Linked DNA regions of Mus musculus: region 1 is linked to region 2. The links are chromatin loops, found by intact Hi-C in ENCODE. Cell type or tissue: heart. All regions are shown on one strand. Each heading gives the region's core, and the rest is flanking DNA. Links, peaks and the distances in the headings are about the cores only. Region 1 holds the start of Slc25a24 (solute carrier family 25 (mitochondrial carrier, phosphate carrier), member 24). Region 2 holds the start of Fam102b (family with sequence similarity 102, member B).

The links. Peaks named below come from ENCODE experiments on the same cell type or tissue, not always from the same donor. Only the 100,000 strongest peaks of a DNase experiment are listed, where the experiment ranks them.
Region 1: a loop joins it to region 2, with 1.9 times the contacts of the local background. A loop is called at or near these places in 1 of 42 quality-filtered maps.

What each region holds. Positions count from the first base shown.
Region 1 is chr3:109,115,630-109,131,096 of GRCm38, forward strand. Slc25a24 (solute carrier family 25 (mitochondrial carrier, phosphate carrier), member 24) reads left to right here and starts at 7,520. Exons shown (of 10, transcript NM_172685.3): 1 at 7,520-7,758. The coding sequence starts at 7,576. Gm19391 (a long non-coding RNA gene) reads right to left here and starts at 7,445. Exons shown (of 2, transcript XR_867568.1): 1 at 7,317-7,445; 2 at 4,904-5,518. It overlaps Slc25a54 (solute carrier family 25, member 54), which reads left to right. Exons shown (of 10, transcript NM_029054.1): 10 at 708-953. The coding sequence ends at 883. In heart, for the core only: a CTCF peak has its summit at 8,746; DNase peaks (open chromatin) are centred at 7,522, 7,792 and 8,212; H3K4me3 peaks cover 2,359 bases; H3K27ac peaks cover 1,854 bases.
Region 2 is chr3:109,016,714-109,032,180 of GRCm38, forward strand. Fam102b (family with sequence similarity 102, member B) reads right to left here and starts at 10,894. Exons shown (of 11, transcript NM_001163567.1): 1 at 10,472-10,894. The coding sequence starts at 10,608. In heart, for the core only: CTCF peaks have their summits at 9,032 (motif pointing right) and 9,903; DNase peaks (open chromatin) are centred at 5,188, 9,028, 10,398, 11,008 and 1 weaker place; H3K4me3 peaks cover 2,653 bases; H3K27ac peaks cover 1,507 bases.

The sequences.
Region 1 (15,467 bases), core at 4,386-12,385, 99 kb after region 2:
AGGCATGTGGCAGGGATGTTCCTACATGGAGGCCTAGAGAGGCCATTGTGTGAAGCTGTGAAGGTGAAGCCTGGATTGCCTTGGAGAGACTCCCAAGATGTTGGAGAAGCCGAGGCTGTGGGATATCTGCTTAGGAAGATGCTAATGCGGAGTGGAACCAGCCCAAAAGAAAGTGTGTGTTGAAGACAATATCCATAGAAGGAGTTGGAGGTCTGAAGACCATTTTGACATCTGACATGGAGACACAATGTTTGGAGTTTGGCCAGCAGTTTTCAATCTTACATTAGTCCAGTATTTCCTCACTGTGCTCCTTTTGGAACTGAAATATACACCTTGTGCCTGGAAGTATGTGATGCGTTTTGATTTTGATTTTATAGGGGATTGCAGTTAAGAGATTGTATGGATTTCCAAAGAGATGTTGAACTTTGGACTTTTAAACAAGTTTTCGGTTGTTATAAACTATGGGAACTTTTTAAAGTTGTACTAAATGCATTTTGCATTATGATATGGCTACAAGCCTATAGGGGCTTTATATAGCCTATAGGGCTACAGAGTGGACTGTGGGTATTACGCTATTGATGTATAGCATCATTCTGTATATGAGTATCCTGGGAAATGATTTCCATTTCTATAAGCTCTCATTATCTTTGGGCTAGATTGATATGTAAATATTAAATACTGAGTTATACTTTTTTTTTAATTTGTAGTCATGCTGGAAAAGGAAACAGTGCGCATGATGCAGCTCATTCAGGAAATATACACTAAAGAAGGGAAGAAGGGATTTTTCAGGGGCTTCACCCCTAATGTCCTCAAGCTGCTTCCTGCAGTGGGCATTGGCAGTGTGGCTCACGAACTAGTGAAAAGGCTTTTTGGATTAATCTAGAAGTGGAATACCAAACTGTCATCATTGCCATCATCACCAAGGTATCAGATCACACCTGGGCTAGATGGTGATCTTGCTTCTTCCTAAAAAGAAAAAGCATCAAATACTTGTACAAAATTACTTTGTCTTTGTCTATTGTAAGATATGCAAATTAAATGGTAGTTTTGGTAAAATTATTCCATACCTTAAAATCCCTTATTATTCACAGAATTCTTATTTTACATTTCCTGTTACCTTTTACAAAATCCTAAAGTAGTTTTTGATTCGATGGTGTAATGCATTCCTAATTACATTAGGAAACACTTGGTAGGCTACATAAGAGTTTTTGGTTAGAAATCTTTTTAAAGTTAAGCCTGAACATGTTTTACACAGTAAAGCAGAATTCAGTGCACTTAAACTTGATGTTATAGTTAATTTCTTCAGCAAAATAGACAAGCCACTTCATAATTCCATTTAGAGTATTATGAGCCACTTCCCTTGCTAGTCCTATGTCCCCTTCAGTTTCTGTACATCTGATCCCCCTCACCCCATGAAGATGGTTTTATCTTTCTAGACATCTTTGAAGACAAGAGCTACCTCCTTTCCCTCACCTGGGGGAAGTCCTGTATGCAGTTTCCACAAACTCTGGAGTGATTTGCTCAACAGCTTCTCTTTCCTTCCATGATGAGGAAAGCTGGCTAACATTTTTTAACTGTTTCTGTTTTTGCACTTATTTCAGCCCTCTCAGGTAATCTGACTGAAGCTGGCTGGTGGAGCTGGAGGTGGGGCAGCTGCCTCCTCCTGGGCAAGCAGGGAGCCAAGTGTGTGACTCAGAGCAGGTTATCTCTAAAGCTCCTCTTCTGAGTCATTACTTTTTATTTGCAGTGTGAATGGGAGCTACAAGAGTCATGAAATTGACTGAGCAATAATGCTAATATTATAATATAACAATAGCCTAATATCTCACTGTTACAATGAGATGACTATTGTCAGAACTCTGTTAATAGTTCTGTATTAACTTTTTTACTTCATTAGCAAATATCAAGTGAACAAGATGAGCATTTCCTCTGTGTCATTTTAATACATTATACTATGCATTGTGATTACATTCAACAACAAACTCTGGTTAAAAAGTGAGCAAAGGACTTGGATAGACATTTCTCCAAAGAGAATATACAAATGACACAGATAAGCAAAGAAAATCTGTTTGGCTTTCCTGATCACAGTGGCTATTGTTAAGAAACCAGCAAGTGCTGGCGAGGTCTTGGAGAAACTGGAATCCCGTGTACTGTTGACAGAGCACAGTGCCATGGAGAGGAGTCCCTCAGCAGACCTCATACAACCAAAAGTAGAGTGATTGTATGACCCAGCAACTTACACTGTTTCAAAAACAATTCAGAGCAGGGTCTCAAGGAGCAGTGTGCTCGTCTCTGCTCATATCAGCATTGCTTGCAACAACCAAAATGTGCAAGCAAGCTGAAAGTTCATCTACACGTGAATAAACTATGGTATATGCATACAATGGAATGCTATTTCTCCTTTGAAAGAAAATCCCGATGCACATTACATATGGATGAACCTGGATGATGTTGCCTTAAGGGAAATGAACTAGTCATAAAGATAAACATACGAGGTGCCCTAGAGTGCTTAGACTCATAGAGGCAGGTGGAATGGTGGCTGCCAGTGGCTTGGGAGGGAAAGGTGGCAACTGGAAGTACAGATGGTTGTGATCTGTCATGTAGGTGGTGGGTACCAAACCCAGGTCCTCTGGGAGAGCAGCCAGTGCTCTTTACTGCTAAGTCATATCTCCAGTCCCATCCCAAATTTCTTATAGTGTCAGAAGCCTTTTGAAATGATCATGTTGTTTTCTGTCTCCCTGGACTCGAACACAGACTCCATGAACCAGCTAGGTTTTTTCCTTGTCATCTGTGCTATTTGGAGGTCTCTAGGTGGCACATAGCAGGCATTCAATGAATATTTAATAGTTGAACGAGCAACATATATAAGAAGGAACATCTGTCTACTCTTGTTTTGTATTTGGTGGAGGGCAAGGGTTTTTTTTATACCACCTCTTGTTACTAGTCTTTTTTCAACCTTCATTCTGGCCCTTCTTCCTTGAACATTGACTATTACAATATAGTACCCAACTCTAAGATAATTCAGGGAAGTCATCTGTATAAAATAATTAATGTTATTGTAGCTTCCCTGCCATGTTTTGAGTGTTCTTGTGTGTGTGTTCATATGGGTGGGTGTACAAGTGGAGCCAGGAGGCTCCGTACCTCACACACATAAACAAGTGCCAAGATATGTGCATGGAGGTCAGAGGTCACTTGCCGGGGATCAGTTCTTTCTCAGCCTGTGGGTCCCAAAGGTTGAACTCAGGTCAACAGGGTTAACAACAGGTATCTTTACCTTGCTGAGCCATATCCCTCTACCTTATTTATTTTTTTTTTTTTTGAGACAGTGTCTCCCATAAACCTGAAGTTTGCCTATTCAGGCAAGATTGTTTGGGAAGCAAGCTCTAGAGATCCCTGTCTTTGCTTTTACAGTGCTGGGATTACAAGTGTGCCCTGCCATGTCCATTTTGTTTGTTTTTTGTTTAAGATGTAGGTGCTAGGGGATTGAACTCAGGTCCTCATGCTTGCGAAGCGACCATTTTTACTGACTGAGACCTCTTCCCAGCTCTCCCCACCCCAATCCTGTATTGCACTGTAACCTAACGTAAGTGGGGAACCTTTCTAGGAGCTCCATGCTCAGTAGCTCAACATCTATCACTGTCCTGTGTTGTAATTAAACTCTAGCTAAGAGTTTTGACTTCCTCCAGCCTGTGGTCACGTCTATCATTGTTTGTGGCTTAAACATCCTTGACTACTCCCAGTGGAACTCTGAACTGTATTTGCTTTGAACTTTCTCTCCTGCTGGAAGGTGGCAAGGCAGGCCTGAGAGTTAGGATATGACATGAAGCAGATGAAGACCATGGCTTCAGTGCAGTGCACCAGCAGAGCTGAGAATTCCATCCTCTTACATAAGGATAAGAAAAAAAATTAATTATTATGTGTCCATTGTACATTATGACTTGCCTTCAATGCTTATGTGAAATATCTCCAACATAAAAAAGAAAAAAAGAAATGTAGTTGGGAAGTCTAGTTTATCTTCATGGCTGACAGAAGATTCATGAAGGTTGAATTATATGGAAGCTTAGTGAAACCACCACTGACTTAATCCCACTCTGTGACGATATTAAGTGAAGGACGGTCACGTGACACACCCTCAGCATGGGTTTCCTTTACCCAGATAGACCTCTGGGTGACCAGTGACTGCTGTTTTTTCCATCATCATCTGGATGGTTTTTGCTATACCATCTGTGAAGGAGAGGGATGCTTGTTTGTTTGTTTTAAGAATAACGGAGCTTTGCTCACTCCAAAAGCCAGTTCACAAAATTTGCAAGCCCATGCAACACGGAAAAGCAGCAGCTGGTGTGTGCTCTCAAGATTCCAGCCGGGCTTTACCTACCCTCCAAAGGATATCCTTTCAGGTCTCACGCTTCTCTCACTTCTGTCTTCTTCAGCCAGAAAGGTTTCAATCATTCTTCCACTTTCATTATCTTTACACATCGAAAGGGTGCAGATGGTGGGAGATTCTGTTTTGGTTTATCTGACAGCTCCTCCTGGTTACATTCAGGCTGTGCATCCATGTTTCTCCTGTGGGGACTCCTCACTCAGTGCAGTCAGGCGCTCAGCTCAACCGCCTTTCACTCCAGCTTGTCTCACTCAGAGCTGCCTGGTGGCTTTTAACTGTAAGGAAGATGGGAAAGGAAAAAGGAGGAGGGGTGTGGGGAGGGAAAGAGGGAAGGAAAGAAGGAAGCATGGAGGGTTAGGGATGGAGAGAGGAAGGGGGAGGGATTCCAGTGTTTTATATATAAAATAGAAATATACAACATTGATCAATTGTCTACGGTTACTGTTATTTAAAAGATTCAAATTATTTGCACTAAAATATAACATTCAGGACACAGTTCAAATAAATGTTGAAACACTGAAGTCTTTTTTCCATTCATTTATTTATTCACTTTACATCCAGAGGGAGGGCCCCTCTCCTCCCAGGCCCTCCTGACACAGCCCAATCTCCCCAGAAACACGGAAGTCTTAACAGAGCTTTTTAAATTTCAAAATGCTGAGGCAAGGTTTTAAAGGCAATTGAAATTCTATTATTTAAAACAATTACAGTTGCTTTTAAAATGTGAAGTATTCACACGAATTAGTAATGATGGTGATTTCCATACTTAAGTGTCATGTTTTTACAACTGAGAATTGTTTACATTTATTTTGGGGATGGGATGGGTTGATAGTCTGGGCAAGAGACAGAATTCCCTTTTCATCTGGAATTTTGACTCTTAAATGACTTACAGAATTTCCAATTAGCTTAATGTGATATGAATGAGCCAAAACATAAAATGATTAGTTTCCTCACTGTACTGCTAGGACATCCAGGTTCATGTCTCACTGCACGGTGAAATCACCTTTCCGGTGATGATCACAGCTTTTTACGGGAGCTGTTCAATACATGGCCTCCTTCATGATCACTCAGATTTGAGAGAGCATCAACCGTGGGGAATTTGGAACCGAACTGGTCCTTGTGCAGAGGCTGATGGTTTGTCTGCAATAGCACAGAGCAATTGATTAGTAGCTGTTAATAAAAAGGGTAAACATGTTTATCTGCTCAAACCATGAGACTCCGGAGTGGTTATTCAAGCAGATCCCTCACTACTCCAAGTGATCCAGAGTAGGTGCTGATGTCTTCAAGGACCAAAACTGATGGGGGTAAAATATCTGTGGTTCCCATGGAAATGAAGGGCATGCGAAGGCAGCAAGTCTTTTAATGCAGGAGTGCTGAATTAGGCTGAACCCTAGACTTGTCCTTCCTGACCACAATAAATCAAGTAAAACTAAGTATGAACCCAGGTTTTCTGTGTGGCCTTTGTGGGAGCCCTTGGTTGTGGGCCTGACGAATGGACACAGGAAGGGAAGCCCTTTCATGGAGATGATTGGGGTCCGTGAGCATTTTCTTCTCCCATGCAGACAATTTTCTACGGTTGTTATCTCTGTGTTGGCCATCCTTCACCGTCACAGCAAATACTGGAGATAATGTTTATAAACAGGGAAAGGTTCACCTGGGCTGGTTTCAGAGGTTCCAGCCCATGGTTACATGACCTCATTGCTTGTAGGCCACTGCTGGGGGGGTGTGACCGCAACACTGGGGAGCACAGGGTGGAATAAAACCACTCACCTCATACGCTGCCTTCTGCCCTTTAATATCACCCCCCGAAAAAAAACCCTTCTGACTCTTGCAGCACATAACTCCCGATATGTTTCTGTCACTATATAGCTCTGCTCTTTTCAGAACTTCCTAGCATGCGATTGCTTTCAGAGCTGAGAGGCAGCTCCTAGTTCGAACACAGCACAGGTTGTTCCACTGAGGAACCTTTATTTCTGGGTTGGCAAGCGTCCTCAACATCAGCCATCTCCAGAGATGGCCTTAGAAGCCATTTTCCAGGAGAGCCAACAAAGACTGGTGGCGTCTGAGAGCCTTTCCAGAGGAAGGGGCTAATTTCCAAGACTATGGCTTGGAAGCAATAGAGGCCCAGAAACTGGTTACTGGCAGCCTTTATCTGCAGACTCTATTTATACACAGTATATTTTAATGTACAGAGTGGTAAGGAAGGAGGGAAATTCAAGTCCTCCACTTTGGAAGAAACAAGTGGTTTTAGTGTTCGTTTTAAATACCCGGACACAACAGGACATAACCACAGATTCTGCTAAGCAGCAGTGATTGAATTGAGACTATTCCAGAGAAGGACATTTCACTTGATGGCAAAGCAGCTGTTCATATTCTCATTTTACTGACGGGAGGCTATCCAGGGAAGCTACGTTAGGTCTTTGGAATTACACAGCCGAAGGAGCAGGTATCGAAGTCTCTGTAGTCCCAGCGTTTCTCCCGTTATCCCAGAAACTGTGTCTCACCTGAACTATAAATGGCAAACCTCAGGACCACACCTGTCTCGAAGGAAAGAAGCTGGGGTTTCTTTGTGTGCTGTGGGAAGGTACCCACTGTGTTCCATCTTCTCTCCTTTCTCTATGCCCTCTTGGGTGGCTGATGCTCCTCTCAGAAAAAGGCCTCTAGCAGGCCCCTTTCCTCTCCCTTTGGTCTGATAGCCATTTTCACTTTTGACTCTCTGTCCCAGATACCCACCTACTGCTGTCTTTCTGATGAACTCTGCACTTCTCCAAGTCTTCCAGCCCAACGGGGCTTTGAGGTTGAGCAACCTGCTCATCAAACTACCCCCAAACCCAAGCTTTAATAAATCTGTTGGCGAAGTTTGTGCCTTTGGGCAGAGCAGAAACCCTCCTTGCATTCCCCCCTTCATCCCCCCCTCCCCCCCAGCACCCTATCCTACCTGGTTCTGGAGTCAGGAAGCTGGCCCATCCCCTCCTAGTCGCCAGCGCAGGCCTGGGCCAGCTCCGCCCAGAGCAGCAGCTGGGCGACCACACCCTGTGCGGAGCTCAGTTCCTGCGAGCCAGAAGCCTCGCCCCCCTCCCCCCCCCCCCCCCCCCCCCCCCCGACGACGATCCAGACAACCCGCGGCCGCCGCCCCACCCCACAGGCCTCCGCACTCGGATCGCGCCCCACCAGCTCACGGTGACTTCCCCGGGACCATGCTGCGCTGGCTGCGGGCCTTTGTGCTGCCCACCGCCGCCTGCCACGACGCGGAGCCGCCCACACGCTACGAAACGCTCTTCCGGGCGCTGGACCGCAATGGGGACGGCGTGGTGGACATCGGAGAGCTGCAGCAGGGGCTGCAAAGCCTGGGCATCCCGCTGGGCCAGGACGCGGAGGAGGTGGGTCGCTGTAGGGTGTTGGGGTGGCCGCAGGCGCCACACAGCCAGGTCCTGGGAGGGCGGTGGCCTGAGGCCAGGCAAGGAGGAGGAACTATGCCCGCCAACCCGCTGAAAGAGCTCCAAGGAGTTGGATCTGGAAGGCGGCGGGTGTATTCCCAGATAAATTAATGTTGCACACTTAAAACTGTCAACACTTTTTGTTCTGAGAGCATCTCTGGTTCTTGGCTCACTTGTCCCGTCCTTTGCAAACTTTTCATGACCTGCTGTCAGACTTTAGTGAGTCCCAACTTTAAGTAACTTTGTTACAGCTAGAGTTTATTGTTTCAAAAAGGAGTTAAAACCGGCCTTGCTCCCAACTGCTGGGTGAGGTAGAAAGGCCACATTCCGTTTTTATGACGTTCAAAGTTAGTCCCCTGGGTGCACGCATTGATCTGAAGGGTTGACCTGTTGCAAAGCAATTGGACTTTCTCTGAGTCATATGAATTGTGGCCCTGACATCCAGGCTCCTTGGCAGGGTGGGGACACTAGATCTGGAACTTGTCCAGCCCGCTGTCTTACAAGAGGACGCTGGCTTTTCTATCTTAAGAGGAAGGTGCTTGAGTTACTGAGTGGGCCACAACTGTTCTGTACCTATATTTAAAACTCCTCTTTCAGTCACTGTCAATGCCATTAATAGAGGAGTCTTCACTTTAGTTTGTCCTCTTGGTAAGTTACAACTTTATTTTTTGGAAGCTGCCAGTTTTGCCCAAGGCATTATTCTATATAACTTTACAGAACTTCTGTGTCTGCAGGGGTCCCTCTTTCTTCCTTATCTCAGTTCTTCCCCCATCTTCACTCTGGCCATAGGTTTGCCTATTCGATGCACTTTCTGAAAGAACCAAGTTCGAGTGTGGCTCTTCTACTTGCTCCGGGCTGACTCATTTCCTCCCATTTCTTGAATCAAAGGCCTGCCTAGCTACTTTTGAGTGATAGCATCTCTTCAGCCACCCTGTGGCTGCATCTCAGAGGCATGTTTCGGTTATTAGTTGTTTTTATTATTCTAATCACTTCCAGGTGTTTTCTAATCACTGACATGATGTCTTTGACTTATGTATCATTCTAAGTGTGCTTTAGGTTTCCCAATACATTTTTGTTCTTTGAAAATATGAATAAATTAGACAACGCATCCGGGGCATGCCTCCAATCCCAGGACTCTGAGAGTTGAGACTGGAGAATTGTTGCTAGTTACAGGTCAGCTTGGGCTCTGTCCTCTCCTTATCTAAGTCAAACTGGAGTGAACTGAAACAAAGAGCAACAGCAGACCTCAAGGTCCCCAGCCCCACAATAACAACAACCCTATAATAACAACAATCCCACAATAACAACAAACCCCACAGAGTCAGGAGGAACTTTCTGTAATTAAAAACATTCTGTAATTAAAAAAATTATTACACATAAATTATGTAAAAACCTATAAGCATATAAATATTTAGAACATGGCAACTCATATTTGTCACTAATAAATGAATATATTTTGCACACACACATATGTATTATATTATATTAATTTTGTTCAGATGTGTAGTGTCACTATTGGTGGTCATGCCTCATGTGGTCAACTATCCCCAGCAGTAACACATTCTTCTACAGAAGGTTAGTAATGCTTATTTTTCAACTATAAGAGTTTTTGTACTTTTTCCTTTACATTTGTAGTAGTTTAGGAAAATGAATGAATACACATTACTTTTACAATTAAGGGAAAGTTTTGACCTTCGGTCACCTCGTCTGTGGTATGTCTTCCTAGACTGTCTTTCAGAGATGAGCTGACTGCATGCAGCTGTGAGTGGCTCCCTTACCTCACGTGTCACTACTGTTACAATTCTTGAGTGATATTACTTATTTAATCATTATACCCTCCAATAAGATCAGCTCCCAATACTGGTGATTCTGCCTCACTCGTTGGACCAACGTGATACTAAAGGATTTAGGGCTAGCACGTGAAATACACTGATGCAGCAGTGACCTGTCTAGTAATAATAATAATAATAATAATAATAATAATAATAATAATAATAATACAAATTGAACTTTGTATCACTTGTGTTTCTTTGTATCACTTGTGTTTCTTTTACACACATATTTATTTATTTGTGCATATGGGTGTGTGCACACATGCGTGCTTGGGGGCCATCGTGTGTGTGGCAGTCAGAGGAAAACTCACACAGTCACTTCTGTCCTTTTACACGTGAGTACCAGGATGGAGCTCAGGCCTTGGTGGCAAGTGCCGTTACCCTCTGAGTTGTCCTGTAGGCCACAGTTGTTAGTGCTTCTGTTTTCATTGTAAGTAGGACAAGCTAGCCAAGAGCATGCTGGGGAAACCGGATAAACATGTGGTATGTGATAAGACAGGGAATTCCTTGGCCATGGGCCAACTTGAACACCATTTTAACTGTCATCTGGACATATATTCCCTGACTTTTTTTCCTCTTCAGGCCATTTCTCCCCACATAAGCAGTGAATGCCCCTGTCCCCCCAACACATTCTAGAACGATTTTTTTTCCTTCTCTTCATTTTCCTGAGGCTCCCCTCAGGCTGTGGCTGGAATCTGGTGGTTCAAACCCTCAGTGATGCTTAGTAAACCAGGCTCCGGCTTTCCCTCCTCATTGGTAGGGGAGTAGGATTTGAAACAGAAGAGCTTCATACAAACACAGAAATTCCTAGAAAGTCTAGGCCAGGCCCATAGGGAATTAGCCACATGGAATCAACAGGGGGACACGTGTGTGTTGGGGGAGGAGTGGCCTAGCTTGCGCTCCCCACCGACTCCAGTCATTGCCTGAAGCAGCCCAAGGAAAAGATGACTTTGCAGTGTGTCTGAAGGTGCCGTGGCTGCAGGCCAGAGGACAGTCAGCTGTGCCCACTATGTAGGGTCCCTTGAGAAGAAATAATTCCACCTTCCATGGGCCATCATTTCCACAATACACAAAAACTTTCTTTCAAGATTGTAAAAGGACCTTAAGATCAAAGAAGTTGTTAACCCCTGCCATATGGCATTTTGAATGATTATATGAAATATACAACATCATGTTTATAATATATCACCAATATCCCAATTGCCATTTAGCTTATCAATTGTTTCAAAACTGTGTCAAATAAAATTACACTAGAATCCCTTGGTTTTTATTTTTATCATTTCATTTTACTCCAGTTATCTTCATAAGATACATTAAAAATTTCTTTTGAACTAATAAGGTAATTACAACATTTCTTCTCTTTCCCCTTCCTATTCACTCCTCCTTGCTTGCCTCTAAATTCAAGGGCATTTTGTTTATTGTTATTGCACACACACACACACACACACACACACACACACACACACACACACACACACACATATAGCCTTCTAAGTCTGTATAATGCTATTTGTATGATGTTTTCAGGACTTACCATTTGGTATTGAAAAAGTAATTTGGTGCTCTTTTCTGGGGAAGATACCCCCCTCCCCCTTTCAGCATTGCTTCCTGGCTTGTAGTTCCCTGTGTTGGGTTGAGGCCTCATGAGATTTTTCTCCATTCATCTATTGGTGTTATTCTTGTTCAGCTCATATTTGGGCAGTCATTATGACTTTATGGATGAGATTTTGGTTAGACTCTATGGATGTTGTTTTTGACTTTACTAGGAGACACAGTCTCACAACAGACTCCGCCATCCTCTCGCTCTTGCAATCTTCCCTCTCTCTCGTCTGCAGTGTTCCCTGAGCCTTAGTTGTGGGAGTGTGTTGTAGACATGTCCGTGAAGACTGGACTCCACAACTCTGCATTTTGATTGTTTGTTGTTGTCTGTTGCAAAGAGAAATTTCCTTGACGAGGGGTGGACACTACACCTATCTGTAGGTATGTCTTAGAGTTTCTATTCCTGTAGAAAACATGACCAAGAAGCAAGTTGAGGGGGAAAGGTTTTATTCAGCTGACACTTCCACATTGCTGTTCATCACCAAAGGAAGTCAGGACTGGACCTCACGAAGGGCAGAAACCTGGAGGCAGGAGCTGATGCAGAGGCCATGGAGGGATGCTGCTTACTGGCTTGCTCCCCATGGCTTGCTCAGCTTGCCTTCTTAAAGAACCCAGAACCACCACCCCAGGGATGGCACCACCCACAATGAACCCTCCCACCTGGATCACTAATTGAGGAAATGCCTTACAGCTGAATCTCATGGAGACATTTCCTCAATGGAGGCTCCTTTCTCTGTGATAACTCCATCTTGTGTCAAGTTGGCACACAAAACCAGCCAGTACAAGGTACAAGGATGAATGCTTAGATTGTTAGTAGGGATTATGCTGATTTAGTAAATTAGTGGCTACAGATTCTCCTCCAGTGTCCTTGATTTTACTAGCACTGGGTCATTAGCTAGGCTTCCTGTCCCAGGCATGTGTTCCCTCTTGTTGAGAGGGTTTTAAATTTAATTGGAGAGTGGTTGGTTATCACCAACATGTGTAAAACTATGGAACCATTAGGCTATTCTGCCATTCTGGTTGCTACTGTGGTTCACCTGTGTAACAGCTAGAGCATATCAGTTCTGCCTCAGGGGCCTTTGTGCTGTTTCTGAAGTACATGGTATCTTCAGCAATAGGGGCTCTGCCTTCCAACCCTGGGAGGCAGCCAGCGGCAACAGCAATAGGTTGTACGCTTTGGGAGTCTTTTTGATGGCATTGGCCAAAAACTCAAAAGAGGGCTTCTCAGGTCTATGTAGGTAGTTTTGGGTTCTTGGAGGGAGCATTGTCATCCCTGATGAGAAACATTCATTAAAGCTATAAATGCATGTTTACACACAGAATTATGTGTCTTAGAGTTATTTTCAGGCAAATCGTTAATAGTATGATGGCCTTTGCAGACATCCTTACTGTTGTTTTACCCTCTTCCCTTTCCTCTGTATTTACCTTTCCCAGCCTCTGCCTCCCGCCTCCCCCTCAGCATCCCTCTCCCTTTCACATATCCTCATCAGATCACTTGTGTCCTACCATTTCCCTTTACCTCCCTCCTCCTCCCTAATGAGCCCCTTTTGCCCCCATCAGACCACTAGCACCCTGGTATTCCTCTCTCTGTTGCTCCCCAACATCCCTCTCCTGGCCATGATCGTGATTTACTCTCCTGGTTTCTGTTATTACTCTAGGCTATGTATTCATATCTGAAGATTTGGAAGTAGGAGCCCCCAACAAGAGGTGACATGGATGCTGGTCTTTCTGGGTCCATGGTACCTCACTCAACATGATTGTTTCTAGTCCCTTCTATTTTCCTGCAAACTCCATGATTTCACTTCCCCTTACAGGTGAACAGTATTGCATGGTGCATATGAACTACATTTTCATTATCATAGGAAACATTTTGAGAAATGGAAATTATGAAGTCTGAGGATTACACATATCAATTGAATTGTGTGCTTCCTTGAAGAAACTTGGTTTTCCCTGGGCTCCACACTGACTGACAGTCTGTGCATTTCCAATTCCATCCACTTAGAATACCAGTTCTTACAAATGTTCCCATTCTGAAAGATGAATTCCTTTATATTTTTCCTTTTTTGTTCTGTTCTGTGGACTGGCATATGCCTTCACACACAGTCTACTGATTCTAATGCTAATCGCTCCCAAAATTACTTACAAACACACCCAGGAATGTCTTTATTGGCTACCTGGATATCTTTTTTATACCAATAAAATTGGTACATAAAGCTCACATTATATCTGGGAAACTGGGGCCAATAAAACTGGGGCTTCGATTTGATGACTCAGTCAAAGATACTGACCAGGCGTGGTCTAGCATTGTTATAGTGTCAGGGGTTGAAGAGATGGCCTATTTGAGTATAAAGAGGTGAGAACTATAGAGTATTCCAAGTTCCAAGATAATAATAGTTTGCCCCTAAGATAGGTATTTACCTCGAGGGGAAATCCCCATAGATTTTCACCTAATTTTACCTCTTTCCCATATTTCCAAGCTTTTTAGAATAAATTTAGTACACAGAAGCGAGCAAATGTCTATTTACATGTTTTAGATTTTATACTGTTTTTTTACATTTATTTATTATATATGTGCACAAGCCTGTGTTCTACAGCACACATGTGGAGATCGAAGGACAACTTGTAGGAGTCAGTTCTCTGTCTGGGGAGGGCACTCAGGTCATGAGGATTGGTGGCAAGTACCCTTACCGTCTTGCTGGCTCTAGTGTCTTTATATTTTGATACCAAAAATACCTGAGTAGAATGTAGAAATCAGGCATAAAGTGCGCAGCAGGGAACCATTGGTAGGCATTCCAAAATTACTGGTGGAAGAGAAAAGACTATGGTAGGCAGTCCTGAGACAAAATTAGGAGCCAGCCTGGTATGAAATTGCTTGTGCTACACTTTTGATGCTGTGGCCTCTGCTTTCTCTTTTTCAAGTTTATTCTTTGAAAAGTTCATACACGGATACAATAGGTTGTAGTCATATCCACCTCCACTCCCTCTCTTCAACTTCCCGTAGCCTCTTCCCCATTCAGCTTCCTCTTTTGTTTAAATTAATTGATGAACACAGCCCATATATGAGTGGTTGTGGGGTCATTCACTGTCTTGGCCAACATCCCAGTGGCCACCCAGCTAAAGACAGCAGCTGTCTATCAAATGCTCCCCAGCTAGGGGTGGAGCGTCAGGAACACACTCCACTCCATGCTCACGTTTTTTTCTAACAGGCTTTGTGCAGCTAATCACATCTGCTATGAGTTCAGATGTGCAATAGCCACATCATGTCTGGAGGATGGCGTTTCTCAGCACTCCCTGCTACCTCTGGCTCTTAGGGTGTTCTTTGTGCCCCTGCTTCCCGGATGTGCCTTTAGCTCTTTACTATGAAGTTAAGAGGGGCAAATTCATATAAGTTCTCCTAGAACTCAGGGTTATGAACCCAGGTCTGCTGCAGAAGGAAGTAGTACTCCTAACTTCTGAGTCACCTCTTTCGCCCCACAAATGGGGGCTTTATTGCTCATGGGGAACAGTTAAGTATACTGCAAAGAATGTGGAGGCACATCTGACATACTCGAGTAGAGAACACACCTCTGTAGGAGGGACCCATGTGACCACACAGAAAGGACCCAAGTTATGACCAAGATAACGAGGAGAGCCAGTTGATAGCATTTTCAAGATCGATAGGGAAGAATGAACCACAGGGCTGATGATATCATGTTATAACATGAACCACAGGGCTGATGATATCATGTTATAACATGCAAATATTTTATCAAACATCTCTCTTCGCTTCTGGAACTTGCCCTACTCATTGTTTGCTTATTGATTTTTATGCACTTAACTAATATACAGCAAGAGTTTCAGGGACACAATGATGGCTCCTCTTGGCTTTGTTCTCGCTGTGCCTCCAGCTTAATGAATATTGCCTTAACGCTGTTCAGTGACTTCAACTAAATAGAAATCTTTACACTGTCTGGGGGCGGATTTCTAACCATTTCCACTTTATATTCGAAGCTTCTAAGAATTGAAAAACTTGACCAAGACTCTGAATCTAGCAACTGGTAAAAGCATTTGAACCCTTGTCTGATTCCATAGCCCATAACATACCATCACTAGCAAATGCATGCTACACAGTGATCCATACTTCACAGTGAACTTCATTCAACTCTTGACAGCAAACCCTTTTGCTGTTTTCATAAATCCAACCAGAGAACTCTACCTTCACTGTTTAAAAGGTCAGACTTT
Region 2 (15,467 bases), core at 4,073-12,072:
TCAATTCTGTATTCCTAATATATAGATGTGCCACTAGCAGTGAAAGTTGGTACTTAATGTTTCTGGCTATACAACCTAAAGAATTCTCCTGAAGAATTCGGCCTCTGTTTAGGGGCTGGGAGATATGGCTCAGTCAGGAAAGGGTTTGCTGTGCAAACGTGAGGACCTCAATCTGGGGTCCCAGAACTCGTGTAAAAACTAGGCATGGTGGTGTGTGTGTTCTTCACAGCACTGGGGAAGAAGTGATGGGAAGACTCCCAGGGCTCCCTGTCCAGTCAGTCTAGCCAATCAGTGAGCCTGGTTTCCACAGTGAGTTCCAGGCCAGCCAGAGCAGCACAGTGAGACCTTGTCTCCAAAATCAAAACAAACAAGATAATAAGAGTGAGAGAACCCGGGGCTCTAGAGTTGGCTCAGTGGTTAAGAACACTTGTTGCTCTTGCAGAGGACCCGAGTTCGATTCTAAGCACCCACATGGTAGTTCACAACCATCTGATTAAGGGGATCTGGTGCCCCATTTTGACCTCTGTGGTACCAGGCACACCCAGGGTACATGTACATACATGGGGACTATACACTCGTACATGTAAAATAAATCTAAAAATCTACCCTTTATAAACCACCCTGGAATCTCATTTACAAAAGAAGTTTCTTTAAGATAAGAGAGGCTATTAATTCAGCCAGTATGCAGCACCCCTCCATGGCCTCTCCATCAGGTCCTGTTTCCAGCTTCCTGCCCTGCTAGAGTTCCTGCCCTCACTTCTTCAACAATGAATGAAGTGTACATTAAACAAACCATTTTCTCCCCGAGTTGCTTTGGCCATGGTGTTTCATGACAGCAATACTGACCCTAAGACATCAAGAGGCAATGGGCTGTGCTAATCAAAGCGGAGAAGTACAGCCTTCTACGTTACCATGTGGGCAAGGGGAACCCCAGCCCTGAGCAGAGCAGCGGAGGCTGCCTTCCATGCTCTCTGTTTTCTACTGAAAAGGTTGTCTAATGAAAACTGCTTGATCAAAATGTGTAAAGACAAAGGACTGCTTCATCTTAAAACAAAGTAAAAAAAAAAAAGCTTTTCTTTTTAAAGGGAAGGAATTGTAACGTCATGGATCTATGCTAAGATGGAAGAGGCCTTCTTTGTACTAAGTGAAAGAAGCCAATTAGAAGGCTATCCACTGTAATTCTAGCTGGGCACATGCTTGAAAAAGGCAACATTGGGAAGAGAGTTGGCAAATTAATGGTTAAAGCAAGAAGGATGAATAGACAGAGCTCATGTTTTTAAAGCAGTGCAATTATCCTGTATCCCATAGGGTACTACGATGGTGGGTATATGCCATCGTATGATACACAACACCAAGGTGAACTTGATAGTCTATGAACCTTGGATGCAATGGTGTGTAAAGGTAGATTCCTGGTTCTCTGTAACAAATGTACCACTGTGCTGGGGGCTAACAGAGGGGAAGCTGTGTGAGCAACAGGAGGCATATGGGAATTTTATACTACCTACTCAAGTTTGCTCTAAAAATAAAGGCTATTAATGAAATGGGTATAAGTGAGACCCTCAGAGAACTCATAAAGGAAGTCAGAGACCCGAGAGGTAAAAGCTGGGGGGTTTCAAGGAGACAGAAACAGTCAACTTTCAAGAGGCAGGTACTTACCACAGCTTTGGTTGGAGTACAAATGAGAAAACATAGAATTTGTCTATGACTGATATTAGGAAAGTCAGTTTCAGTCACGTGGTGGGGCATAACTTACACTACAGGGTTGAGAGGAGAAGAGGAATGCTTAAGACAGATCAAATGGATTATTCTTCTTTTCCTACAAAGTGCGGATTGGCAGTGTATACAGAGAGGAGCTGGAAGCCAGGCATGGGCAGAGTGAGAGGCGCAGGAATGTGGAGAGAGACAGGAGGAGGCAGATTCCTTCCTTGGAAATGAGACTGCTGCTGAGGATGGTGACCTCAGAGCAAAAGCAATAAGAGGAGGCGAGACCTCCTAGGAAGTAGACAGGGCCCGAGGGACCTCACTTGTTCTCCTGGTTAAGAGCACTTGGCTGCTCTTCCAGAGGTCCTGAGTTCAAATCCAAGCAACCCCAAGGTGGCTTACAACCATCTCTAATGGGGTCCGATGCCCTCTTCTGGTGTGCATGAAGATGGAGCACTCATACACACAAAACCCATGAGGAGGCTGGAGGAACTGGGAACTGGAGGAACTAACTGCCTTGCACATCCTGGGCCTGAGGTGGGACACAGTGAAGCATGACATCTCTCCCCTCTCTCCCCCCAGGGATCTTAGGGCCCACAGCCCATTTCTGCTTATACCTTTCACCCATACAAGCCACAGAAAAAGATGGCAGTGAAACCCTCGTCACTTCTCCTCCAGCTCACCATTTCTCGGTGACCCATTCTCCAGGTACTATTCTCCTTCCTAACTCATCCTGCCATTCTGCCCCAACCCCTGACCCCGGCTGACAAGCTCTCACATCCTGCCTCTTCGCCTCTGCTCAGCTTCCTCTCCCATCCCATTCCGTGAAAACGTTTTAGAAAAAGATTTATTGATTCATGTATTTTATGTATATGAGTGCTCTGTCTTCACGGCCACCAGAAGAGGGAATCAGATCCCATTACAGATGGTTGTGAGCTGCTGGGAGTTGTGGTTGTTCGGCACTGAACTCAGAACCTCGGGAAGATCAGCCCAGCCTGGGCTATATAAGATGGTCAGGGAGGGAACCCTGATACTCTTTTTTGTTTTGTTTTGTTTTTCTGGTCTCTGCAGGTACAATGCACACACACGGTACACATGTATACGTGCAAGCAAAACACTCACACATGAAAAATAAAATCAATACATATTTAAAAAAGAAATCTTAAAAAATAAAAACACCAGTTTTGACAAACAGACAAGGCCATTTAATTGTTAGCTGTAGTGTGGTAGCGTTTCTCTATTGTGCTCTTTTAGTTGAAAATTCCTAACCCCTTGATATCTGCCCTTCTACTTATTTATCTTATTTATTGCCAGGTACAATGATACCCTATAAAGATGACATTTCCCAGCCTCCCTAACAATCAGACATGTTTAAGATCAGGCCTACAGACTGAACAGACGGGTCCTCCCCACTTTTCTCTTCTCCCATGGCTGGGATTGGGATGCAGGGTGAGCCACTGTCTCCAGGGATGAGCCAATACCCCGGGAGCAGAAATATAAAGTGAGTCCAGGTACCTGACAATTTGCCTGGGGAGAACCACACTAGCAGCTTGGACTTCATACGAGACAGAACTCATTTTATTTAAGTCACTTATTTAAAACAAAACAAAACAAAACAAAACAAAACAAAACAAAACAAAACTGCACGTATCTCCTGAGCCAAGAGGAGAAACATAGACTTCCCATCTCTATTGATGTAGTTTTGCAAGAATTAAACAAAAACAAGAAACTAAGATATATAAAAATACACGCTCATAATTTTAGTCTTTGAAGACACTAACTTTAAGACTAACCCAAGTCCTCTGTTATTAGAATATTCCAGATTCCTCAGAATTCAGCATCCTCTCTGGGTGTCTATTTGGTAGTGTCCCCTAAATGATGCTAAATGAACACCCTTGAATGAACACAATTTGTTTTGTTTTGAGACAGGATCTTACTATATAGAACAGGCTGCCTCAATTGGAGATAAAACAAACAAACAAACAAACAAACAAACAAACCAACCAAACAACCCCCTCCAAAAAAAAAAAACCAACCTTGCCCTTTTCTATCTCACTCACAGATGTGATGTTATACAGCGTTTGTTTTTCTACCCAGGGCTTCTTTAACTTAGCATAATGTCCTCCAGTCTCATTAGCCTTGCCACAAACACAGAATTTCTTTGCCTTTGAAGACAGAATAAATCTCCATTGGATACGCCACATTTCTTTTATTCAGTCACCTGTGTGTAGATGCTTATGTTGTTTCACTATCTGGGTTACCAAGTATAGGGATCTTTCAGCATATTGCTTTCACTGTCATGGGATATATACTGAGAAGAGGGACTGCTGGGTTCAGAGCATAGAGTTTCCAGCTTGTAGGCAGATAGTATGTTAGAATATTGGTGACTTTTGGTTACTTTGTGATCTCAGTGTGGAAGAGGAGTTTTTAAAAAAATCAAAACCTTAGCCAGGCTTGGTGGCACACAACTTTAATCCCAGTGTTTAGGAGGCAGGGCATCTCTTTGAGTTCCAGGCCAGACAAAACTACATAGTGAGACCCTGTTTCAAAAACCAGACCAAACCAAACAATAAGTATTGGTTATTTTTTATAGGTGCTGCTTCTTAGTGCCTTTTCATCTTAAAAATCAGCTCAATGCAATGGTAGGGAAGTTGGAAACATCAATGCACATGAAAAGAAATGAATCTTAAAAAAAAACTCATGAAATTTGATAACTATTTCTATATAATAGCCTAAATAAGAACAGATGTGTACTATCTTGGTAACAAAGATGCTTACTATAGTTTATTAATTAAAAAGGCAGGAAGAAAATTACTTCTAAGGGATTTAGTTCAATCATTGGAATTAACATAAAAGAATAATATGTAGTTATTTGAAATATTTTGTAGTTGAATACTTACTAACATGAAAAATTAACTGAAAATACAGCATGATACTATTTTGGTTCAAAAGGCCAGGTCTGGTGGTGTATGCCTTTAAATACAGCCTTTGGGAGACAGAGGCATCTGTGTGGAGTCTGGTCTACATATTGAGTTGCAGGCCAGCCAGAATTACATGGTGAGACCCTGTCTAAAAATAAATAAATATATGAACAAATAAATATGTATCATTGATCACTGTGAGGCAGTAGTATGTATATATGTGTGCATTCATGTATGCATGTATGTAGGTAGGTAGGTATGCATAGGGACCAATGGAGGCTAGGTTATATACCAAAATATTAATAATGGTGGTAAGCTCTGCATGATTAATTTATTGAAAATATTTGCTATTTTTGCTTCTCTAAGTTTTCTAACATGAAAACATTTTTACTTTTGCAATATGGCAAAAATTAACTGGAAAGAAGTACATGATGTCCAGTGAATTAAAATCCTGAAAACAAAGATGTTCTTTGGCAAAAACAAAAAAGAAATCCTTTTAGCTTGTTTACAGAGTCAGAGATACAATACACAGATGTGCGCCTCGCTTCCCGGACACTCCCTGAGTTCACATGTGGTTTTTCCACAAGTTCATGAGAAACTTGGAAACGTATTAGTTACCAACACAAACACCACACACACACACACACACACACACACACACACACACACACAGGGAGGGAGGGAGGGAGGGAGGGAGAGAGAGAGAGGCAAGGCAAACTGAGAAATCACAGATATGTAGGAAGAGTCCCTTCCCATCATTCCTTGCTTAAACAGACCAGAATTAAACATGTCCTCATAACTGCAGTAAGCTTTAAAAGTGACTTACATACTTTATTAAGGGGAGTTCTGGAAAGATTCAAATAATACAATGTTCTGTTTTTCTGAAAGGTCTTCAAAAATATTTTATTAGGCAGCCGCTTGGCTTCAGTTGAGTAGACCATTGTAACATTGCAATGTATTTTCTAAATGTTTTGTTAACTGTGGTGAGACCTAACCACTTGCCTTAACCATTTTTTAATGTCACTTCCTCAAAATAAAGAGTTGGATATTTTTTTTTCTAACTTCTTTTTACCGATTAAACTTTCACAGGAGAATCTAGATCCTTCTAAAATTCATTTTCACTAATCATCTATAAACAGGGAAACCAGTATATGGACCTTCTAATGGGAATAAACAGGCTTGTATGGCCCCAAGAGGCCAAGAATATAAGAAATACATGCACTGAAATAACTGTGCCTTCGATCAATTGTCAGGTCCACTGTCCCCTTAGATGAAATATATTAAGCATACAGCTTAACTCTTCTCTAGAGCAGTGCTTCTCAACCTTCCTAATGCTATGACACTTTAATACCGTTCCTCATGGTGTAGTGACACCCCCCACCCAACCACAAGATTAATTCATTATGCTGGGTGTGGTGGAGAGCATGCCTTCTGCATTGAATCCTAGCACTTGGGAGGCAGAGCCAAGTAGATCTCTGACTTTGAGTCGAGCCTGGCCTTCAGAGTGACGTTCTGGGACAGCAAGGCTACACAGAGAAACCCTGTCTCAAAAACTAAACCAAAACACAAATATATGTTTGTTGCTACTTCATAACTATAATTTTGCTACTGTTATGAGTCATAATGTAAATATCTGATGTGCAGGATATTGGCCATGACCCACAGGTTGAGAACCTTTGCTTTACAGCCACGTCCAATGTTTTCCCCCACCCCAAACAGAACTGAAAGGGCATTACCTCAACTTCCTGACTTCTGTCAATGACATAAGGCATTGACCACTGCATTATCACCTGCCATTTACTGATGCGAAAAAGCCTGCATTCAGGTTCTCACAGCCTCTCATTTGTCTCTCCATCGCTAATCTATCTATTTTTTGCCACTTGAATCTAAACAGCAGCAGACTGCCAGCCAGCCAGCTGGCTCAAATTCCACTTTAATCACGTTACGGTGCAGTTCGAGAATACAATATTGAATTCTATCCTTTGAGTAGGGAAATCAAACCCTACAATGCCATTCAAAGCCCCTCTCTAACATCATCTGCTGCTTCTGCTCGTGGGAACTCTCCCATCAGGCTGATGCAGCACCAACCCTCTTAATGGCTTGCGCGGGCTCTCCTCTCACCTCTTTCTTCTCAGTGCAAATCCATCCTCTAGGTGTGTTCAGCTGGAATACCAATGCAGATTTCAGCAACCATCATAACTGTAAATAAAAGACTTTTCCTTTTCAGAACTCTCATAGCGTCTGACCCACTGATGAAGCAGTAAGCCATGTGTCTCCCACCATCTAGCAACTGGACATCTATGATCTAATTTCATTAATTAGAGTCAATTCCCTCATGGACTTTGTATTTGCTTTACTTCCCACATCCCTCGGCAGGGAGATAGAAACTTGCTAAGTGCTTAAGTGATATCTGGTGAGCAATGACTCATCTGCACGTTTAGTTTGTGAACAAAGGCAAGGGATGTGTGGATGTGTGTGTGTGTGTGTGTGTGTGTGTGTGTGTGTGTGTGTGTGTGGTGTGTAACATGTGTGTCCATTAAGACCCTTTTTCAACAATACAGACATTATTTTGTGTGGGGTCCCTCAGACCGTGCCTAAGGTTTGGTGATTCCTTATGTACTGGCTGCTTTTGTGTGTCAACTTGACACAGCTGGAGTTATCACAGAGAAAGGAGCTTCAGTTGGGGAGATGCCTCTACGAAATCCAGCTGTAAGGCATTTTCTCAATTAGTGATCAAGGGGGAAAGGCCCCTGGTGGGTGGGACCATCTCTGGGCTGGTAGTCTTGGGTTCTATAAGAGAGCAGGCAAAGGAAGCCAGTAAAGAACATCCCTCCATGGCCTCTGCATCAGCTTCTGCTCTCTGACCTGCTTGAGTTCCAGTCCTGACTTCCTTGGTGATGAACAACAGTATGGAAGTGTAAGCTGGATAAACCCTTTCCTCCCCAATTTGCTTCTTGGTCATGATGTTTGTGCAGGAATAGAAACCCTGACTAAGACACCTTAGAACTCAATGGACTCCGCATACAGCTGTACTCATTGCTGAAGACACTACGGTTCCGGAATTCGCAGCAGCATCCGCTCACAGCGACACCAACATTGGATTGGGGGAGATGTGCTGTCTGACAGGGACACTTATCAGGTTTAACTAGGACTGGCTGCTTAGGCAGCTGTCTTCTCCTCAGCAGGATGCAAAGTCCAGGCTCTCAGAAGGCATTTAGCATGAACCACATAGGTGTACAAACAGTCTAAGCACTGTAAGGCATGCTTGTCATCCAGGCAAGAAGATCAGGACACTCATCAAGGTCACTCTTGACATCAGGCCTTCCTAGGATGACAGTCACGAGCCCGCTTTAACCCTTTTACGCAGAAGTCTTTTCATATCGCTATGGGAGAAATGTTAGTCTCAACCACTTACAACTCAAAACGGTCCCCTAGAATAATTTTCTATATTAAAATTTAGCAGCCAGAGATGATCTATTCTTTAGATTGGTACCTGCTACTCAGGCTACACAATTTTGATTATTTCAGGTTTTCTATTTCTCCCTGTAAAGGAAGGTATGTTCTTTTTATTGAAGTGTGTGTATGCACACACACGTGTGTTTTAAGGCTGCCTCATGTACTCTAGGCTAGCATCCTTCTGCTTCTACATTAAGTTCTGAGACTGAGATCTGCACCACTGTACCTGGCACACTTTGGTAGGATAAAGGAATTGGTAGAAAAATCTAAGCAAACGTCTTCATCACCAAATGCCAAAATACATTCAATGTTTCAGGCACACTGTCTGAGGAAACCCTCAAGATGGCCTTAAATCACTGGCTGAGTTTTCCAAATTTTAGCTGTGAATGCCTAAGTAAACCCACGCAGGGTCATCACGGTGGGACTGAGGTTTGCTAAGCCCTGGTTAGGGCACTATTAACCTCAATTCTCTTCATAAATCCAGATTTTAGTTGGAGGAAAGGTTTGTTTAACACAAGCAACCTGACTTTTATTTTTTCCTGTGTGGAGAAATCAATTATAGCCCTCATACCTTAACTTATTAGGCAGCTGCCGACTCAGAAACTCCTCAACAGCACACACCTTTTTTCTCTGTCTGACATCACGCTGTCTGAAGTTAGACTTGGGCCAGAAACTTGGCATCACGCGATCAGACAGGAGGGGGTCTTGGGAAGGTATGCTTCCTAAGACTCAATTCACTTACTAGCATAGTAAAACTCTCCACCTCATAGCCCTACCTAGAGTAATCAATATGTTTAAACGGCCCAGTGGACATGTGTACTGGGAGTGAGGTGTGTGTGGGGGGGAAATGGTCAGACTTGTGACTGACTGACTTGTGAGGCAAATCAACACTCCATGCAGAAAAGGAGGTAGAAAAGAAAGAAGGTAGGTAGGCCCATGTTCTGACCACCAGGTGGCACCATTGAGGCAGAGGCTTACGTCTATCTGTTCCAACTTGGGGGAGGGGGAAAAGAACCCTCCAGGAAAACTTTGTCTAGGCCTCAGAGTAAGGCTGTCACTTGACCCCCGCATGGTGTTCAGGATTTCCATTGCAAGAGCTAGGAAGTTTTACACACATACACACGCGCGCGCGCGCGCGCGCGCGCGCGTGTGTGTGTGTGTATGTATGTATGCATGTAGTTTTTTCCTCTCCACAGTTCATTGTTCTCTGACAGCAGTGTTAAAATGGTTGTATAATCAATTAGCTGAATGTCTACAGGTTTGTCATCACAGTTAAATATTGAAAATTATCCTCAGTGGATTTTTAAAAATAAATTTGAGGATCAATAGTGCCGCGTACATCTGTTCATTTAGGCAATTTGGCGTTTCCTGGCTTCCACGGGATTCATTATTGCCAGAGAGGGCAGTTTTCTGGCTTCCGTCCCACAACCCATTGACATTTTTTCCTTTACATTATTAATGGAACAGCAGATAAAAAGAATATTTTTTAGGGTAAAAATGAAGTTTACGTAGACAAAACATATATTGACGACTAGCCCCTTCTCCTTGACTTTAAGAACTTAAAAGTTCATTCCAAAACTTCTTTCATGTATCTTGTTTTTCTGTAGAGAAAAATATCTAAGAGCAAATCTATCAATGTGTAACCTGCCCTTAAATTACTCAAGGAATCCTGCCATACATGGCTGCGTTCTGTCACCTGCTGTCAGATTCTTTCCCAGTGTCTAGGTGCTCATTTTAAAAGGACATGGAGGATAAGGTCTGGGCTCTCTTGATTCTAAGTCTTTCACTGAGACCCACTAGTGGCCACTTGAAGATGGGTAATTGAGAATATAAGCACATTAACTGGAGACATAGCTCTAAGGCAAGCCAAAGACTACATAGTCTCGTCTGCCAGGAACGCTTGACTCAAGACAAGCCCGACCAGGCGTATCCCAAGCTCTATCGTGGCCACCCTAAGTCCCAGTAAAGTCTCAGTAATTACGTCAACCACAGGCGGTTCCGAGTGGGAGCTCTTGGACTGTAACAGTTTGGGTCATTTTCGCTTCTCTAAGGTTTACGGTCTACTTTGGATTTTGCAAATATGGGAAATGTCTTTGGACAAACCAGAAGCATCCTTTCTGTGTCTCCACCGTTCCTGAAGAACTGGGGGGAAAGCAGACTCAGGGGCCACCTGAAGATAGGCGCGCGGGACAACCAGCCCAGCCCACTGCGAAGCACTTGGTGCCGTTTGTTCGATGCTCTGGCTGATTTCAGACTCGTCTCTGGAGGACGATGAGCTCACCGAGCTGGCAGCTCGACAGAGCAAAGGGGCCAAGCATAGAAAGGGATGCTGGCCGTGCAAGAAGCCCCTGCCTGCGGGCAGCCGCGGGAGAGCAGCTCCCGAGGCTCCTTACCTGGAGGACTCGGCGGTGAAGCTGCCGCCGTCCAGCAGCCGCATCTTGCAGAAGAGGACCCCGTTGACGAAGGGCACCGAGGAGAGCTCCTCGAGCTCGAAGTCCACCTTAAACTTAAACTTCTTCTTCTTCATCATCGTGAGGGCCAGGCGCCGGCGAGCGGGCTGCGCGGACGGGCGCCGCCGCCTCAGCTCGGCCGAGCCTCGGATCCGCCCAGCCCCATGGCCCGGGCCGCGAGCGGCGCGTGGGGGCGCAGCCGGGGGGCGCCGCGAGTCGGCGGGAGCCGGGGCCGCCTGTCGCGGCAGCCCGGGCCTGAGAGCACCGGCGGCTGCAGCGCGGACCCCGGCCGCCCGCGAGGAGCGGTCGCCTTGCAGCTCGCCCGGGGAGTGGGCGCCCTTTCCGTACCGCCGCCGCCGCCCGTCTGATCGCGAGCAGAGAGAGAGGCGCCGCTAGGAGAACGGTCGCTGCCGCCTCCCTGCCCGGGGCGCCCCCAGCGGCCGCAGCCGGAAGCGCACCCAGCGCGGAAGCGGGCGGTCCGCGGAGGGCGGAGGAGCTCCGGGCGGGCGCGCGCCCCGCCGGGGAAGCTGGGCAAGCTAACACGCGACAGCAGCGAGCTCGGCACGCCTCCCCGGGGTTAAAAAAAGACAAACCCAGCCGAAAAAGCTTCCTTGTGCAGCTTCCTCTGCGCCTTTCCTTTCTGGGTTTGCACCGCCCCCCTTTCTTCCCCTCCCCCTCCAGTGATTTCACGGCCTCTGGGTTTGAAGATAAATAGAGACAAATAGAATCCCAAACCTAAAAATCTTCTGTAGGGTCTCTAAACCCCACTAGCTCTTAAACATTAGATGAAAGTCAGCTAGGAGAAAGGAAAAGATTAAAATTTGCTGTGGCCACACCAAGTGCCCAAGCAAGGGGCTGTGCCTTGTGTTTCCCGTCATTGATGGCTTGTTTATTTAATTTCTGTCACCCAGGAAAGAAAAAGGACCAGAGGAGTTAAAATACTTTCCCCTTTAAAATCTGTACATACTGTGAACACATGAAGTCAGATTCTAAAGGCATACTTAAAAAATTCTTTTTAGATGAATATCAATTGTCCCCCCCCCCCCCACACAGTATCTACTGTTAAAACGTATGTTATCAATTTAATTGCGTACTGTTTTTGAGGGGTGGTGGTGTTTTTAGGTACTGTTGTTTGGTTTGGTTTGTAGTCAAGGTCTCTAGCTCAGGCTGGCTTCAAACTCCCCATGTAATCAAGGATGATGTTGAACTTGTGATCCCCATGTCAGGGTGATAGGGATGTGCCGCCATGTCATGTTTATGCAGTTCTAGGAATCGAACCCAGGACTTTCATGCATGCTAGCAAGCTACCTCACAACTGAGCTACATCCCCAGCCTGGCATCTGGCCTTTTTAATTTTTGAAAAGGTGTAGTTCAAAAGAATCCTCTTTGTAGATCATTCCTTTACGTTTTTTAAAAATTCAATTGATGTGTCTGGGTCTCTTGCCTGTGTTACAGGCCTGTGAACTACATGTGTGTCTGGTAATTGCAAAGACCATAAAGTGTGTCTGATACTCTTAAACGGGACAGTCGTGAGCTGCCCTGTGGATTTGAGAAGTGAACCAAGTCCCTTTGGAGCTGCTGGGCCATCTCTCCAGCCCATTTATTTATTTATTCATATAAAATATTTTAATTGCCTAAACCACCAGTTACTGGCTAGATAGATTCCATGACCAAAACCCAAAACCTGCTTGTAATAATTTTAAAGTCCTGGCCTGGCCAAGATGGATCAGTGTTAAAGGAACTTGCAGGACATGAGTTTCATCCCTGGAATTCACATGGCAGAAAGAAGCAACTAGCTAATCCCGCAGATTGGCCTCTGACCTCCATCCATAGGTTCACTGTAAGGCATGCACACCTACAAATACACTTGCATTATATAAATAAATAAATAAATAAATGTATTTTTTTAGACCTTTTAAAGACAAAACTGGACTGCAGAGAAATGTCGGTGGGTAAAGAGCCTCAGTGCAAGCCGGACCTCAGGAGCGTCCACAGTGTGACTTCAATCCTGAGAAGCCATGGAAAAGTGGAAAGAGAACCAGCTTCACAAAGTTGTCCTCTGAGGCCCGAACACCACCATGGCATGCATGCTTTCACACACACACACACACCCACACACACACACACACACACACACACACACACATACACACACCTCTCACACCCCGCACAAGAATAACACTACATAACAATTTAAAAAAGGCAAAACCTAAGACAGAAAAAAGTCCTAAATTTAAACGAAGTACAACTTGGAATAAGAAGTGATGAACTGAATGAATAAAGTGATGGCTTTATGGATTTTACCTAGGATTTGGGAGAAAGTAGGAGGTGTTCCAGGTGAAGAAGTAGGAGAAATAAAGATTCAGACTACTACTTGGGCGAGGGGAATTTTGCTGCCTTGTGGGTCAGAAAGAGATGGGGGAAGTGTTAGTGGACTTTGATGTCTGTAGCTTGCAGAAGCAGAGGGCCTGAACATTGCGATCAGGAGGGCAGGCTGGGGATAGGGGAAATAATGAGAATCTGTGCTGTTTACAGGGAGCAAGGCTGAGCCTTCGTGCCTGTGAAAGGTTAAGGTTGAAAATATGCATTTGGGAATTGTGGTAGTCACTGATGGCGGAAGCCCAAAAGGCGGGTAGGAGTGAGCTGCCCTGGAGAATATTTAATGGGCAGATGGAGGGGGAGGTGATTGTGAAGGCTTCCAAGAACAAGCAGCCTGAGAAAGAGAAAGACCAAGAGAGATGGCCTGAAAGCCAAGAGAGAATTCAAACCCTGTAACGTTAGTTAAGATCTGCTGGGGGACTGGATGCAGAGACAGGAGGATTCTTGGGGCTTGCTGGCAGCCAGTTTAACCAAATTAGCAAGCTCTAGGTTGAATGAGAGATCCTGTCTCAAAAAGGCATTGAAGAACGATTGATATAAACACCAGATGTTGACCTCTGGCCTACACACACACACACACATGCACTGCAAATCCTGAAAAGAAGTTATAGAATTGAAGAGCTCATAGGTCATTGGTAACCTTGGCAAGAGAATTTCCCATAAAAGATCATCTTAGCAAAGCGATTTTAAAATGGTCCTGCAAGTGAGCGGAAGGTAGCTATGAGCAAGGATGATTAAAAGGGTTTTTCTGATTTTTGTCATTGAATGAGAGCTGACATTAGTCCAAGGAGGGTTCAAACCTTTTAGCAGTATCCAGGAACTTTCTAGTACTTACTGAGCTCCTATTACGTGTTGAACACCTAATAGATCTGAGGTGCATCGCAGATGCTACATCCTATGGAGGACATGGAAAAATGAGCAGAGTTGTAGTGTAATGTAACAGCTAGTGATCTGTAAGTGATGGAGAAGGGAGCCGGCTGTGATAGAAGAAAGATAACACCTGCTAGCCGAGTTAAGTAAGCTTGTGAAAGGCTTTCTGGGATTAGTGACCTTAGAGTTGAGGCCTGACGGGTGGGGAACAATTCAATTTCTATCCTATTCTCATGCTGAGAGGCTCAGAGGAAGAGATACTATGTTGCAGAGGGAACCGAAATTAGTTCTGTCTGTGTGCAGTTTAGAGTCCTACTTGGAAACCGGTATAATCGAGAGCCATTGTTGTCTTAAACCAGAGGCGTGGCATATTCAGATCTGCATTTTATAAGGATCTCCAGCTGTAGTGACACTGGAAGGCAGCCTACAGTTTGATGATTAAACACCTGGCATGAGTCAGGACGAAGGCAGGAAGCAGTCCAGTACTCCAGTATTTACAAGAGGAAGGCTCTATGAAAGGATTCTGAACTGTGCCAAGCCCAGGCAGAGAGGCTGGGAGAAACAGCCCCGCCACCCCTCGCCTCCTCTGTTCTGATCTCCTGCAGGTGCTTCCCATGATCCCAAGCCAGCCCACACTGAGAGTAAAGGAGCCTGAGAAATGTGGTTTAGACGTGTCAGACATGTGGGGCATACAGGGGTGAGAACAGAGCCAAGCAAAAGGCCAGAAAGCTGTGAGCTCACAATTGATCCAGCCAGCATTTCCTACTGGAATCCAATACAAGTGTGTGTGTGTGTGTGTGTGTGTGTGTGTGTGTGTGTGTGTGTAATCTATAAAATTTCTTTTGGAAATCTGTAGGATATAGAATGTCAAGACACACCACCTGTTTGGTCCACCTTCATTTTCTGACCTATCAAAGCTTGCATTTCTCAGTTCGCTTGTAGGCAGGTATGGCTATGTGTCCTGTTCTAACCCAGTGGTTTCCAACCTTCCTAATGTGACCCTTTAATATAGTTTCTCATGCTGTGGTTTCCCTCAAACCATAAACTTATTTTTGTTGCTACTGCATAACTGTAGTTCTGCTACTGTTGTGGATTGTGTTATAAATATTTCTGGAGAAGTTTGCCAAAGGGGTCACGACCCACAGGTTGAGAAACACTGTTTTAGCCTCTTCTCTATGAGAAGTAAGGCACCACATCCAGGATGAGATGGAGCAAATATTTGAGCAGCTTCCTGGACCGTCTCTCCCCTGCCATAGTAGTTATGGAGGAGCCCTTGACCTAAGAAGGAAGAGCCACACAATCATAAGAACTCTGACCTCTGAGTAAGAACAAAGAGAGAAACTGGCCACACCTCCAGGAAACATTTTGAGTTGAGCAAGAGATTTGTATCAGGCCAGCAAGATTTGGAGAGTGTGTGTTATAACATAAGGTAGGTCTATTTTGATTAGAAGGCATATGTGGAGCGGGTAATAGGAAACTCCTACTGACTCTCCCATCATGAGGACCTTAAGAGGAGTCTACATATCACATTCATGTCATCATAACTTGCTTGCAAGTGGGCACAAATACCAGGAGATAGCCCATACTTACTTACACCCATTTTTATCTTATCTTTTATCATCTCATTTGCAGAACTGATTTGAACCTGTACTTTGAATGCCAAGGGAATCCCAAGGGTGTAATTTTTTTT